Linked DNA regions of Homo sapiens: region 1 is linked to region 2. Evidence: chromatin contacts called from ENCODE Hi-C or POLR2A ChIA-PET data. All regions are on one chromosome and are shown on one strand. Each heading gives the region's core, a stretch centred on a gene start or an enhancer-like site at or near the end of the contact. The rest is flanking DNA. Distances are from core to core; before and after follow the strand shown.

Region 1 (7,553 bases), core at 760-3,259, 110 kb before region 2:
TGCAGGGGTACGCAGGTGAGCTAGTCTGCTTCTAGCTCCAACCCTCTGCTTTGGTCCCGGGCCCTCCACAGGAAGTAGAAATGATAGCAGACCAGGCAATAGGCTCCATCTTGTGCCAAGTATGCCAGTTGCAGTCACAGCCTTGAGAGCCTTTCTGCAGGGAAGCTGTGGGAAATGGGCAGCTCCTGTGGAAGAGCAGCAGCACCCAGCCCTGCCCCCTCAGTACAGCTGGGGAGGCAGGAGACAACTTGGGAAGCCCCTGTCTCCCTCCCTGTATCTCGTTGGTACTCCGTAATTCCTTACCTAATCCTGAGAAAGAGCAGGTGAGGGGGAGCTGGTTGGTAAGCTGGCCTTGGTGAAAACCTTGACCATTTTCGGCAGAGGCAGCTCTCAGCTTACAAATGAGATCACCTCCAGAAAGCTACCCAGGAGAGGCTGGGAGGCCAGGAAGATCACAGTGTTCTCTCTGGTGTTCCCAGGCAGGTGGTCATCCGAGCACACCAGGAACAGCTGGATGAAATGGCTGAGCTCGGCTTCAAGGAGGAGACGCTGATGAGCCAGCTGGCTTCTAATGTAAGTAGCCCTGGCTGGACACTCACAGGCTGTTGGGAATTAGCCTGCAGCTAATTTGATGGTCATCCTTGTTTGCTGTGGCTGTGTGTGGGGAAAGGGTCTCCTGGCACACACTAACCATAACTGAGGCCTCACACCTCCTCTTGCCACGCCTTTGAGACATCTTGAGTATAGGTACAGGTGGGAGATGGTGCAACACTCGCCTTTTCCAGGCTAAAATGTTTCCAGCCTCTATCCTCAGCTGCTCTGCCTTCCTAGCGGTTTGTCGGGGCCCCTCCCTGTGACTAACAGTGACCAGTCTGCTGCCTACCACACGTAGGTATTTCTACCAAATACCCTTCTGCCTTACAAAATACTCCTCTGCTTGGAAAGTGTCTCGAATGCAGAGCAGCAGGCCCCACCCTGTGCCATAGCAACTATCCTACATGTTCTCCCGCTGGAAGAGTGGCCTGGGTTCTGAAACTTTCCTGCCAGAGGAGGGACTGAAAAAGCAGATCTGGCAGAGCGCCAGCAAGAGCAAAAGCTGTATTCGTCCCTTGTTTCCTTCTCAGGATTTTGAAGATTTTGTGACCCAGCTGGATGAAATCATGGTTCTGAAATCCAAGTGTATCCAGAGTCTGAGGAGCCAGCTGCAGCTCTATCTCACCTGCCACGGGCCCACCGCAGCCCCTGAGGGAACAGTGCCGTCTTAGAGCCAGACCCTGTGCCGAGATGGTGGGGGCCCTGCAGGAGTCTGTGCTGGGCTCTCAGGCTGGAGGAGCCTCTGCCAGGTCCTCCCTGCACACACCAGAACCCACACGCTGGTCCTGCCTATGCTAGCGTCACCCCAGCCCCACGTGGCTTCAGATAGGTCCCAGCTTCTCCCTCAGGGACAGGCCCCTGTCCCTCAGTTCCATGCACAGGAGTGCCTCCAAGGGTGGGCCAGGCCGAAGAACCTAATGCCTTTCCCTTGTGCCTAGAGAATATGATTAACTAACCCCTTGCCTGTGGGAATATATTTGGGTCTAATAACCCTGAAGTTTCTAAGTTTGGGGATCAGAGGATGGGGTGGTCAGTGGTAGCCTAGAGGTCAGAGGTCACAAGACAGAGAAGACAACATGCTGAGACCAGAGGCTTCACCAGCTGAATTCTGTGCCTAACTTAGAAGACTAAACACTGGCCCAAACTTAACCATTGGTGCTAGGGGGACAGGGGTGGGGTGAGCTCTGCCCCATCAGCCCTTGGAGATTGATTTGGGGATTTAGAGGCGTTTTTGAAAATGTAAATAGCATAAACCTTGACTTGATGTGTCACTGACAGCAGCAGATGTGAGACAGGCCTTATATTTACAGCTCCCTTCCCTTCCTGCAATCCAGTGTTGAGGCAGAAGAGGGTGCCTGTGTCACACATCAATTTTTCTCCTGACTTTTGCTCGGGTGAAAGGCCTCTGTACAATGCCCGATACTCTCATGCTTCCATGGCAGCTCCTGGCTCCTATCTGGGACACCTCACTACCCAGCCCCCTCATGGAATAGTCCATCTCCTAGCCTGGCCTTCATCCAGTTCACCCTGCCCAGCCACCCTGCCTCTCAGGGGTCTGTGTTGGGAACCTTGGCAGTTGAACAGAGTGCTCTGTTCAACAGTCTGAGGCCTCTGAAACAGAATTCACACACAAACCTTCAGCCAAGTTCTGCCTGCTGTGTATCTTTTTAGCAGGAAGCAGCTCAGGACAGGGAAGACAAAGTAGCCTCCAGGTGCCAATTACTTTAAAGCCACTCTGGGTCAAATGGAGATTCATGAGTCACGGCCTTGGCCCGAACGCCCATTACTATGTGAGCCTTTATTTCCTTCAGATAAAGGATAACTTTTTACGGTTTTAAAAGGAGGGCTTAATTAAAAGGCCAAGAAGAGGGTTAAATGGCTCTCTTGAGACACTAGCAGCCTGGTCCAGTCACCCTTTGTCAGCCTGACAGTGCCTCATCTGACCGCCAGGGGGCATCCTTATTGGTGCTTCCCGGCTGCAGGGCACTGCGGCCCCTCCCTCACATGATCACTAAAAACCTTCAAAGACCCAGTCTAGCCAAAAGCTCAAGTGGGACAATGGCACAGTATTAAGGTCAAGGACAAAAACTTACTTACTTTAGGAATGAACCCTATTCTATCATCATATACAACAGCACCACTGAGAGCTGGTGAAACAGTTTAAATCCCATCCTCTGCTTGTGGCAAATGATGCATAAATGCCTGCTGCTCACAGTAAAAGGGCTTCTTCCTCTTTTACTGGGTGATCCCCCTGAAGGCCCAGCCTATCCCAACTCCACAGTCAGGAAGGCCTACGTCCTTGGTCCACAGACGGAGCTGGGCCAGGTTTAAAAGACTCAGTCTAGGCTTGCCTTTGCAAACCAAAAACGAGGACAGGTCTGAAGTGGGAAGAAAGCTCCGAAATAGAAAACGGTTAGGTCCTATTCTATCCCCAGCAAATCTAAGCAAGAAATCTCTTTATACACCACATGGCCCCCCCACTCCCATAAAACAGCCTTGGTAATAAAGAAGTTATCACACCAAGACATACCTTTTAGATTTTTATTAGTAGTTCTCTCTGAAGAATCAAAATAGTTAGTTAGCAAATTATTTTAGATTCAAGACTGTATATCCTTTGTATTTAGATCTTTAATGATGTACAACATAATACAAAACAAACCAGAGAGACTGATTTCTATGACTAGGTGTTATTCATTGTGTCATCCTAAAGCAGTGGGCTGGAGGGGAAGCTGTTCAAGGAGAACAGAGGTGGAGTTAGTGCTGGCCAACTAAATCATGGCCTGTCTGCTTACCCATTCAATGTGCTGGGAAGGGGCCAATGATTTCTTAAACTGTTTCCTAGAGCAGGGGCTCTAAAACCCTGGGTAGCAGAGGACTGTGGTCCAAACCAAGCCAAAAGAAACAGGCTGGGGTAGGGAAGCATGGTGACTGCCTGGCAGAAAAGGCAAACTCTGGGCCCCATAGGGAAAAGTGCATTCTTTGCACCTCAGAGATATTGCAGAACCAGTGTTAACACTATGAGACTTTGTTAGGAGGGGAAAAAATAAAACCCTGGAAGAATCTTTCACTTGAACTCAACTTGACTGGAGTTCAGTCCACCAGTCTCAGGGGAAGGGGGAAGCACCTAGCTCCACAGCAGCACTGAGTCTGGCCCTCCCGCCCCATCTCCCCAGCCCCTCTCAGCAACTAGGCCAGGCTTCAGCTGAGGACATAAACACCCCAGAAAGACTAGGGTAGTCTCTCCGGAGGGCTGAAGTGGGAAGGACACTTCTCAAAATGCAAATGCGTTTAATACGGAAGGAGCCAGGACAGTTCTGGGGGCACTCACATGCCCGAATCTTCCCCACCTCCCCAGCTCAGGGCCTAGGCTCACAGAGACTGGCGAGCAGTCTCCACACCTGACCTTCTAACCCCCAAAAGAAAATCCGGAAGCTGCCCCTTCTCTTTCCCCACAGGTGGGCTCTGCAGGGCCTCCCAGGGATGGTGGTTCTGCGGCAGGGCCTAGGCAGGGCCTGGTCTCAGCTGGCTCCTGCCCGAGCCATGAGGTCTTCCAAAGCATTGTCCTGGTCATTGTTGTGTAATAGCAAAACTTCCTTAATGTCTTTCAGCTCAAAGCCCATCTCCTTAAATTTGCTCATTAACTGAAGAAACTCCATCATCTAAGGGAGAGAAGAGAACACAGATTAAAGAAAAGGGTGGGGTCACAGCACAGCTGAGTGAAGGAGTGTGTGTGTGGGACGGGGACTGGGGGAGAGCAGAATGTCTACATCCTTCCCCCAGAGCCCCGTGAGTCTCCATAAGGTCCCCTAGCAAGCAGAGGTGGGCTGTGGTGGAAGCCAAGGCAAACGGGTTTGGTGACGGCCATCAACCTTCAGGAGTCAGCCCAGTCCCAGCTCACTGTTGCTGAGCTCTGTCTGGGTCCCACCACCCACATCCATCTTCCCACCAAGGAAGGATACTGAACCCAGAAATGGCTGCTCTTCAAAGAGCAGTCTAGGCAAAAAGTCCAGCAATCTCCCTCCCTAATCATCTAAGAAGTTTGGCTTTTAGCCCAGGCCAATATTCCCTTCCCTTCACTGGGATTCTGAAGTTTTCAACCCAATGCTTCAACCACCAAGCCAAACGCAGGCCTCGGCCTGTCTGAATACTTGGGAGATTCTGCCCTTCAAATACTTGTACCTGTAGTCACTGGCAAAGCAAAAAGGTTGTGTGTGGGCCAAGGGAGAAAACCAGGATGGATACTTGGTCCCTCCTTTTCCAGAGGGTTCCCAAGAAACATGAAGATTCCCACCTTTTCTTCTGAACACTGGTGCATTTCCAGAGCCTCTTCCACTAAAAGAGGGTCGAAGCCCTTCTCACAAAGCTGTCCATGTGCAAAGAGATAGTCGAGAATCTAAGAAAAGAAACAAGGGGTTTAGCACCTACTGCTGCTCTTTGCTGTGCTTTCCAAGAGACCTCAACAAACTAGTGTGTGAAGTCCGTTCTCCGCCCCACCCAGGCCGTCAGATACTGGATAGGATTTGATTTTGTGCCTTGACTGTGTCCAACACAACAGGACCCCAGTGACTCTTTAATGAACACAGGCACAGCCTTCTAAACAGGAGCAGGCATTTTCCAAAGGAGTTGCAGCCACAGCTGACACGCCCACCAGAATGGTCAACTCCACAGCCTGGGCAGGCGGCTACTCTAAGAAAACAGCCCAAGTCAGAAAATGTCACCAAGGTCTAACACTCCAGTACCCTAATTCAACACTCTGGGCATAGATGACAGGATGAAAATTCCTGGAAAGAGACATTTGACCATACCCCAAGCCTAGCTCTGCCCCTTTTGGAGAGGCAGAGAAAGGAGGGGGTAGTTGGAGAACAGCTCCAATTCTCCCAAAGCTGTCTCTCAGCCTGGGTCCCGGAATAGCTTCCAAAAGAAGTACTGCTCCCAAGGCTGCTGGCTTTCCCCAAAACATGCCCCGTGTCCTCACAAACCCACAGGAAAGGAGGTTGGTGCTACAAGTCTGAGGGGCTCTAGGACAGGGGAGGACACTACTCCAGCTCCACAGGTCTGAGCCTGCCCTCCTGGCTGACCAACCGCTCACCTGCTCAATATTCTCTCCTTTCTTCTTCATGGCTCTGAGGACACACTCGTACGAGTAGCCCATGTTGACCACCGTCTCCACACACTGCCGCTCGCTGGGGGACAGCATCTGCAGTTCAGAATAGGCCTGGGGACAGCTGGGCATGTTGGGCACTTGTGACACTGAGAAATTAGGAGGGGTGACCTAGTGGAAAAACAAGAAGATTAAGGCAAGAAGACCTGGGCCCCCAAAGAAGTCACTGAGGCAGCCTAGTCCAGGGGTTGGCATTTCTGACACTATTCAAGCCCCAAGAAAAGCGGTCAGGTTGGAAGAAATCGCCAGGTTGCTGGTCAGACACCCTGAAAAGGAACAAAGAGGGGTAGGGGAGTGCCAGCTGAGAGGGAAAAAGGTGGGAGGTCACCTGCAATTGTGGCTGTCCTGCTCTGCCCTAGTCCCACTTTGGTGATTGAGAAAGCGCCACAACACGACAGGCCCTTGCATGCCCAAATCTCCAGGATTTGAGTTGAAGAAAGAAGCTGTGGCTGCCCCCGGGACTGATGTCCAAGCTGGCTGCGATTTCTCTCCAGCATTATCCCTTTCCCAGGCTGAAGTATCAGTTCTGAGGCATCATTTTTCACTTCAAATACTCCCACTTTGGAGCTAACTCTATCCCAAAGTCTCTACTCTTCGGCAGAGGCTGTGAGTGTGGTTCCCATGCATGGACAGCTTAGGAACCTGGACAGCTCAGGAACCCAGGGTTTTGAGGGTACTCCACACCTTTGCCCTACATCATGTACTGTGCTTCGTTTCCTGCCAAAGCTGCCATCCTACAGTGCCAGGACAGAAGGCATACTAGCCACACCAGGCTGGATCCCACAGACTGGAATCTGGACTCTAGGGACCTGCCCACCAGCTACAGGCAGCCTGCTCCCTGCCACTGGAACTTACTAACCCCAGTCGGATAGGCGTACAGAGTGCCGTGATTAACTCCCCCACCACTTCTGATCACAAATCAAGCCCAAGGCAGGAAGACAGCACACTCCCAGGCCAAAGGACCCACTGACCACAGGAACGAGGTCACAAGCCCTTTTACAGCTTGGCGCAGGTCCCAAGAACCAGGGAAGATGTTCACACAAAAATTTTTTTATTTCCTTGTTTTATTGGTGGGGAGAGGGAGCATGGTTAGGTGGTAGGAAGCCCTCTGTCCTAGAAGCAAGTTCGAAATTATACAGATGTAACCAGATGCTCTCCTCAAAGTCTGCTGGGGAAAGCCAGGATGGCTATAGGCCTCAGAGCCCATTCTGTTGGTGCTTAACCATCTCACCCACAGCACACACTCAGCAGCCCAAGCACAGGGCTGTCATTATGGTACAAGAGTCACAATAAGGCACAGGGATTGGATCACACCAGTCTAGCCACTTGGCAGGTCTAAGATTGTGTCTCCCTCTTTAGAGACGGGCTTTAACCTGGGCTAAAGAAACCAACAGCCACAGAGCAATGCCAGCTCTCACATGACATTCCCCAGCCAGGAAGGAGTCAGGACTATTCTTCAACTGCCTGCCCTTCTCATAATGCCTCCTAAATGCCTGGTGGGATGCAGGCATACACCCAGAATACTGCACATTACAAATGTTAATAAAATCATATCTAGCCAGGTGCGGTGGCTCACGCCTGTAATCCCAGCACTTTGGGAGGCCGAGGCAGGTGGATCATGAGGTCAGGAGTTTGAGACCAGCCTGGCCAACATAGTGAAACCCCATCTCTACTAAAAATACAAAAATCAGCCGGGTGTGGTGGCACATGCCTGTAGTCCCAGCTACTCGGGAGGCTGAGGTGGGAAAATCGCTTGAACCCGGGAGGTGGAGGTTGCAGTGAGTGGAGACCATGCCAT
Region 2 (7,343 bases), core at 1,478-3,977:
ATGGCATGAACCCGGGAGGCAGAGGCTGCTATGAGCTGAGATCACACCATTGCACTCCAGCCTGGGTGAAAGAGCGAAACTCAGTCTCAAAAAAAAAAAAAAAAAAAAAAAAAAAAAAATCAAATCCTATTCCATAGGAACAAGGTCCACTCTGCTCTCTCTAGAACGAGGTATCTGAACAGGGAACACAAGCTGCTGGCTCTAAGATCACTGCTTCTCTAAGGAGGGGATGGGGCTAAGGTAAGCTAAAATACCACAAAAATCTTAGCTGCTTCAGTGGCCTTTCTCTTGGTTAAGCATTTGGTTGCTGTAAACTTTTCTTTTTCTTTTTTTTTTTTTTTTTGAGATGGAGTGTCACTCTGTCGCTCAGGCTGGAGTGCAGTGGCACAATCTTGGCTCACTGCAATCCCCTCCTTCCAGGTTCAAGCAATTCTCCTGCCCCAGCCTCCCAAGTAGCTGGGACTACAGGCGCACGCCACCACGCCCAGCTAATTTTTGTATTTTAAGTAGAGACAGCGTTTCACCATATTGGTCAGGCTGATCTTGAACTCCTGGTCTCAGGTGATCCACCCGCCTCAGTCTCCCAAAGTGCTGGGATTACAGGCATAAGCCATAGCACCCGGCCCGTTGCTGTAAACTTTTAACTGTCTCCTAGCATTCTGATAAGGTTGAATTCCAACAGGTTTTGCCAAGTTTTTCAGTGTTTCTGGGGAGAAATGGATCCCCTACTCTGCCATTTTCAATAATGCCACTTCTAACCTCCATGCCTTTTTATTATACTCAATTTCTATCTTTTTATGTTGTTCTCTCTTTTTTTTTTCTTTGAGGTGGAGTCTCCTCTGTCACCCAGGCTGGAGCGTAATGGTGTGATCTCGGGTCACTGCAACCTCCACCTCCCAGATTCAAGTGATTCTCCTGCCTCAGCCTCCTGAGCAGCTAGGATTACAGGCACCTGCCACCACACCAAGCTAATTTTTGTTTTTCGGTTTTTTTGAGATGGAGTCTCGCTCGGTTGCCTGGCCTGGAGTGCGGTGGTGCAATCTCGGCTCATTGCAGCATCCGCCTCCCCAGTTCAAGCTATTCTCCAGCCTTAGCCTCCTGAGTAGCTGGGATTACAGGCATGCGCCACTGTGTCTGGCTAATTTTTGTATTTTTTAGTAGAGATGGGGTTTCACCATGTTGTCCAGGCTGATCTCGAACTCCTGACCTCAGGTGATTCGCCCACCTCGGCCTCTCAAAGTGCTAGGATTACAAGCGTGAAACACTGTGCCTGGTCAATTTGTATGCTGTTCTCTAAGCCACTTCCTTAGAACCATCTTCTAATTCACTAACACTCTGTTTGTCTATGTCCATCTAAGATAATGTATATCTAGTTTATTGAGGGTTTATTACCAATAACTTACTTTTTTCATTTAGGAAATTATTTTCAGGATTTCTAATTGATTCATTTATTTTTAATTTTTAAAGTTTTCATTTTGAAATAATTTTAGATTTACAGAAGAGCTTCAGAGATAGCATAGCAAATTCTTGTTTATCCTCCACCCAGCTTTCCCTAATGTTAACAGTTACGTAATGTCTTGCATAACTGAGACATTTATCAAAAGTAAGAAACTAAACTTGATATAATACTATTAACTTTATTCAGATTTCCTTAATTTTTCTTTTTTCTTTTTTTCTGTTCAGAATCCAATCCAAGACACCATGTTGAATCTAGTTGTCAAGTCTCAAATCCGTGACTGTACTCAGTCTTTCATTGTCTCATGACCTTGGCATTTTTAAAGAGTACTGGGCAGGTTATTTTGTCTAATGTTCCTCAATTTAGGTTTTTATCTGATGTTTTCTGTTAAGCTAGGGTTATAGATTTTGGGGAAGAATGCTACAGAGGTAAAGTGCCCTTCTCATCACATCATATAAGGGGTTATAAGATATCAGTCTGACATTATTATTTAGGTTAACTTGATCACTTGGTTAAGGTGGTATCTCCATTGTGCAGTTGCTATTTTTCCCTTTCCAAATTCTATGCATTAGAAGTGAGTCACTGAGTCCAGGCAATACTGAATAAGAGAGAAATTGAGCTGTACTTCCCAGAGGGAGATGAATCAAAGAATATGTGTTCTTTCTTTCTTTATTTATTTAGAGACAGGGTCTCACTATATCTCCCAGGCTGTTCTCAAACCCCTGGCCTCAAATGATCCTCCTGTCTTGGCCTCCCACAGTGCTGGGATTATAGGCATGAGCCAATGCGCGAGATCTCTTTTTACGTTTATTCAATTTGTTATTCTTCCTTTATCCCTTTGAGGATCCAAGGCATACTTGTGTTGAAGCCTTTTATTTCTGTTGTTTTTTTCTTAGATTGAGAGTATCTGTGAAAAAGGTCTTTTAAAGATTGTTCTTTTCTTTGCATTTATCTATAGTGAATTACCCTCCTAATTATGGAGGATTTTACTTTGTTTGTTTTTTTGGTTGGTTTTTTTTTTTTTTTTTTTTTTGGTGTTGGTGTTGGGGAATTTGTCCTGTCTACAATTAATTTTAATAAGTTGAGGAAATTTATTTGCAGGTTCATCTTAGAGTGGGAAGTTTTGCAATTTCGTTCTGTTTTGTTTTGCTATAACCTTCTTTCTCACTGCTCTCACCATCCTTATCTAGGGTTTTTGTGAATTCAGTCATGGCCCTGTATGTTTGGCACAGATCCTGGTTTTGTGGCCATGTCTATGTTGGCCTGGTTCCTGGGTATGAGAGTTACAAAAGCTGCTGTCCCAGGCAGCAGAGGGCAGCAGCTTGTTTCAGCCTCTTTTTCTCACCTCAGCCCCTAGTTTTATGAACTAAAACAGATTCCAAGCCACTCTGACTGGAGCATTTTCCTCTATTAGATTACTTTTTTTACTTTGAAAAAAATTTTTTTTTTTTTTTGGAGAGTGGGTCTCACTCTGTTGCGCAGGCTGGAGTGCAGTGGTGCAATTGTAGCTCACTGCAACCTCCACCTCCCCAGGCTTAGGTGATTCTCCACCTCAGCCTCCCAAGTAGCTGGGACTACAGATGCACGCCACCATGCCCAGCTAATTTTCGTATTTTTTTGTATAAACAGGGTTTCATCATGTTGCTCAGACTAGTCTCGAACTCCTGGCCTCAAGTGATCCACCCATCTCTACCTCCCAAAGTGCTATGATTACAGGTGTGAACCACCATGCCCAGCCAAAAATGATGTTTTTAATAGATACAAAAATAAAATAGGTAAGTTCTCATAAAATTACTATATTTAAACAATAGGGGCCAGGCGCAGTGGCTCACACCTGTAATCCCAGCACTTTGGGAGGCTGAGGCAGGCGGATCTTTGAGGTCAGGAGTTCAAAACCAGCCTGGCCAACATGGTGAAATCCCATCTCTACTAAAAACACAAAAGAATAGCCAGGCAGGGTGATGGGCACCTGTAATCCCAACTACTTGGGAGGATGAGGCAGGAGAATTGCTTGAGCCCGGGAGGCGGAGGTTGCAGTGAGCCGAGATCGTGCCATTGCACTCCAGCCTGGACAACAGAGCAAGACTCTGTCTCAGAAAGCAAACAAACAAACAAACAAAAAACCAACAGGGAAAAATTTATGTCTGCAATTTTATTTCAATAAATAAGCACACAAGTAGGTGGTAAGAATACACACACAGAGAGGGAACATCACAATATTTATTGCATTTATTTCTTGGAAATGGTTTTTGATTGTTGTTTTGAGACAGGTCTCACTGCAAACTGCACATCCTGGGCTCTAAAAAACCTCTAACCTCAGCCCCACCCCCAATAGCTGGGACTACAAGTGCACACCACCACACCTGGCTAATTTTTTTTTTTTTTTTAGCGTGTAACCTTTTTTTTTTTTTTTTAATTTATTTATTTTTTATTGATCATTCTTGGGTGTTTCTCACAGAGGGGGATTTGGCAGGGTCACAGGACAATAGTGGAGGGAAGGTCAGCAGATAAACAAGTGAACAAAGGTCTCTGGTTTTCCTAGGCAGAGGACCCTGCGGCCTTCCGCAGTGTTTGTGTCCCTGGGTACTTGAGATTAGGGAATGGTGATGACTCTTAACGAGCATGCTGCCTTCAAGCATCTGTTTAACAAAGCACATCTTGCACCGCCCTTAATCCATTTAACCCTGAGTGGACACAGCACATGTTTCAGAGAGCACAGGGTTGGGGGTAAGGTCACAGATCAACAGGATCCCAAGGCAGAAGAATTTTTCTTAGTACAGAACAAAATGAAAAGTCTCCCATGTCTACCTCCTACTACACAAACACGGCAACCATCCGATTTCTCACTCTTTTCCCCACCTCTCCCCACTTTCTACTCCACAAAACCGCCATTGTCATCATGGCCCGTTCTCAATGAGCTGCCGGGCACACCTCCCAGACGGGGAGGTGGCCGGGCAGAGGGGCTCCTCACCTCCCAGTAGGGGCGGCCGGGCAGAGGCGCCCCCCACCTCCCGGACGGGGCGGCTGGCCGGGCGAGGGGCTGACCCCCCCACCTCCCTCCCGGACCGGGCGGCTAGCCGGGCAGAGGGGCTCCTCACTTCCCAGTAGGGGCAGCCGGGCAGAGGCGCCCCTCACCTCCCGGAAGGGGCGGCTGGCCGGGCAGGGGGCTGACCCCCCCGACCTCCCTCCCGGACGGGGCGGCTGGCTGGGTAGAGGGCTGACCCCCCCACCTCCCTCCCGGACGGGGCGGCCGGCCGGGCGGGGGGGCTGACCCCCCCACCTCCCTCCCGGACGGGGCGGCCGGCCGGACGGGGGCTGACCCCCCCACCTCCCTCCCGGACCGGGCGGCTGGCCGGGCAGAGGGGCTCCTCACTTCCCAGTAGGGGCGGCCGGGCAGAGGCGCCCCTCACCTCCCGGACGGGGCGGCTGGCCGGGCGGGGGGCTGACCCCCCCACCTCCCTCCTGGACGGGGCGGCTGGCCTGGCGGTGGGTGACCCCCACCTCCTTCCTGGACGGGGTGGCTGCCGGGCGGTGACGCTCCTCACTTCTCAGAGGGCGCGGCTTCCGGGCGGAGGGGCTCCTCACTTCTCAGACGGGGCGGCCGGGCAGAGATGCTCCTCACCTCCCAGACGGGGCGGCGGGGCAGAGGCGCTCCCCACATCTCAGACGATGGGCGGCCTGGCAGAGACGCTCCTCACTTCCTAGATGGGATGGCGGCCGGGAAGAGGCGCTCCTCACTTCCTAGATGGGATGGTGGCCGGGAAGAGGTGCTCCTCACTTCCTAGATGGGATGGCGGCCGGGCAGAGACGCTCCTCACTTTCCAGACTGGGCAGCCAGGCAGAGGGGCTCCTCACGTCCCAGATGATGGGCGGCCAGGCAGAGACGCTCCTCACTTCCCAGACGGGGTGGCGGCAGGGCAGAGGCTGCAATCTCGGCACTTTGGGAGGCCAAGGCAGGCGGCTGGGAGGTGGAGGCTGTAGCGAGCTGAGATCACGCCACTGCACTCCAGCCTGGGCAACATTGAGCACTGAGTGAACCAGACTCCGTCTGCAATCCCGGCACCTCGGGAGGCCGAGGCTGGCGGATCACTCGCGGTCAGGAGCTGGAGACCAGCCCGGCCAACACAGCGAAACCCCGTCTCCACCAAAAAAATACGAAAACCAGTCAGGCGTGGCGGCGCGTGCCTGCAATCGCAGGCACTCGGCAAGCCGAGGCAGGAGAATCAGGCAGGGAGGCTGCAGTGAGCGGAGATAGCAGCAGCACAGTCCAGCCTCGGCTCGGCATCAGAGGGAGACCGTGGAAAGAGAGGGAGAGGGAGACCGTGGGGAGAGGGGGAGGGGGAGGGAGAGGGCAGCGTGTAACCTTTGTAACTTCACTTCAGCCTCCACACCTGGCTAATTTTTGTATTTTTTTGTAGTAACAGGGTTTCACCATGTTGCCTGGGCTGGCTGTAAACTCCCAGCCTCAAGTGATCTGCCTGCCTCGGCCTCCCAAAGTGCTGGGATTACAGGCATGAGCCACCACCAGCCGGTAATGGTCTTTAAAGACATTTCTGGACATTTGTGATCAGAGGAAAAACGTTGCCTAATTATCTAATAATTTTTTTAAAATATTTGTTCCATTTTGCAAGCCATTTTATTTTCCTATCATTAGTTGATACCTATGTGTTTGTTTTTATGCCAAGATTGTGTTGTATTTGACTCAAAAAATATGACTGATGGAAGACTCCTCAACAAAATTGGTAGGTAATATTTGTGTACAATTTTTATATTTATATATACCCACATTAGTCATTTCAGAAATGTATGAAGGCGGTAGGAAGATAGCATGAGTAGGATGAGGTACATTGTTTTTCTTCCAATTAGCTATTTCTCTCTTATTTTTTATTTTTGTTTTACTTTATTTTATTTGAGATGGAGTCTCGCTCTGTTGCCCAGGCTGGAGTGCAGTGGCATGATCTCGGCTCACTGCAACCTCTACCTCCTGGGTTCAAGCGATTATCCTGCCTCAGCCTCCCTAGTAGCTGGGATTATAGGCACCTCCACCACACCCAGCTAGTTTTTGTATTTTTAGTAGAGACGGAGTTTCACCATGTTGGCCAGGCTGGTCTCAAACTCATGACCTCAAGTGATCCACCTGCCTCAGTCTCCCAAAGTGCTGGATTTACAGCCACCTTGTCCAGCCAATTTTTTAAAAATAAATTTCTTGGCCAGGCGCAGTGGCTCACACCTGTAATCCCAGCACTTTGGGAGGCTGAGATGGGTGGATCGCTTGAGGTCAGGAGTTCGAGACCAGCCTGGCCAACATGGTGAAACTCCGTCTCTACCAAAAATACAAAAACTAGCTGGGCTTGGTGGTGGACGCCTGTAATCCCAGCTACTTGGGAGGCTGAGGCAGGAGAATCGCTTGAAGCTGAGAGGTGGAGGTTGCAGTGAGCTGAGATCACACCATTGCACTCCAGCTGGGTGACAAGAGTGAGACTCCATCTCAAAAAATAAATAAATAAATAAATAAATAAATTACTTGATCTTATTAAGTAGAAAAGTTTTGTCTCTTCCTTTATTTTCTTATTTTATTAAGGTTACAGATAAAAGTAAGACTGTTTAACAGGCAGGAGCAACAGAAAACAAGGACTCTTGAAACTTTACAAACTCTATGATCAATTAATGAATGATTGGAAATTGTCTGTACTGAGAATGATGGCTCGCACCTGTAGTCCCAAGTACTCTGGAGGCTGAGGCAGAAGGATCCCTTGAGTTGTGAGTCCAGCCTGGACAACATAGTGAGACCCTGTCTCTAAAAAAATAAATGAAACAGAAATTGTCTGTACTGTACTTAACACAAATTCTACCAACGTATGCCAAATTATGCATAACATATAGAAAT

Evidence for each region. A loop is a pair of places that touch in the nucleus more often than their neighbours do. ChIA-PET counts read pairs that join two places held with the same protein, here RNA polymerase II (POLR2A). Pooled maps may share reads with other maps.
Region 1: a loop to region 2 is called in a pooled map, with 11 times the contacts of the local background. The contact joins two enhancer-like sites. A Hi-C loop is called at or near these places in 1 of 168 maps with a recorded cell type or tissue (mammary epithelial cell) and 10 of 50 pooled maps. POLR2A ChIA-PET finds 5 or more read pairs at or near these places in 8 of 52 experiments (H1, MCF 10A, Panc1 and 4 more).

The regions. Positions count from the first base shown.
Region 1 is chr9:34,248,092-34,255,644 of GRCh38, reverse strand. UBAP1 (ubiquitin associated protein 1) reads right to left here. Exons shown (of 7, transcript NM_016525.5): 5 at 5,684-5,866; 6 at 4,886-4,987; 7 at 3,122-4,253. The coding sequence ends at 4,113. It overlaps KIF24 (kinesin family member 24), which reads left to right. Exons shown (of 13, transcript NM_194313.4): 12 at 480-573; 13 at 1,125-3,265. The coding sequence ends at 1,265. Among named protein-coding and RNA genes, the nearest start is that of UBAP1, 73 kb to the right of the region's middle. RefSeq lists an enhancer at 47-1,246 and a silencer at 2,448-2,497. Within about 2 kb of position 2,009, at least 21 of the 41 ENCODE cell types and tissues checked have a DNase peak (open chromatin) inside an H3K27ac peak, as active enhancers do.
Region 2 is chr9:34,135,280-34,142,622 of GRCh38, reverse strand. No RefSeq gene overlaps it. Among named protein-coding and RNA genes, the nearest start is that of DCAF12, 12 kb to the right of the region's middle. Within about 2 kb of position 2,727, at least 3 of the 41 ENCODE cell types and tissues checked have a DNase peak (open chromatin) inside an H3K27ac peak, as active enhancers do.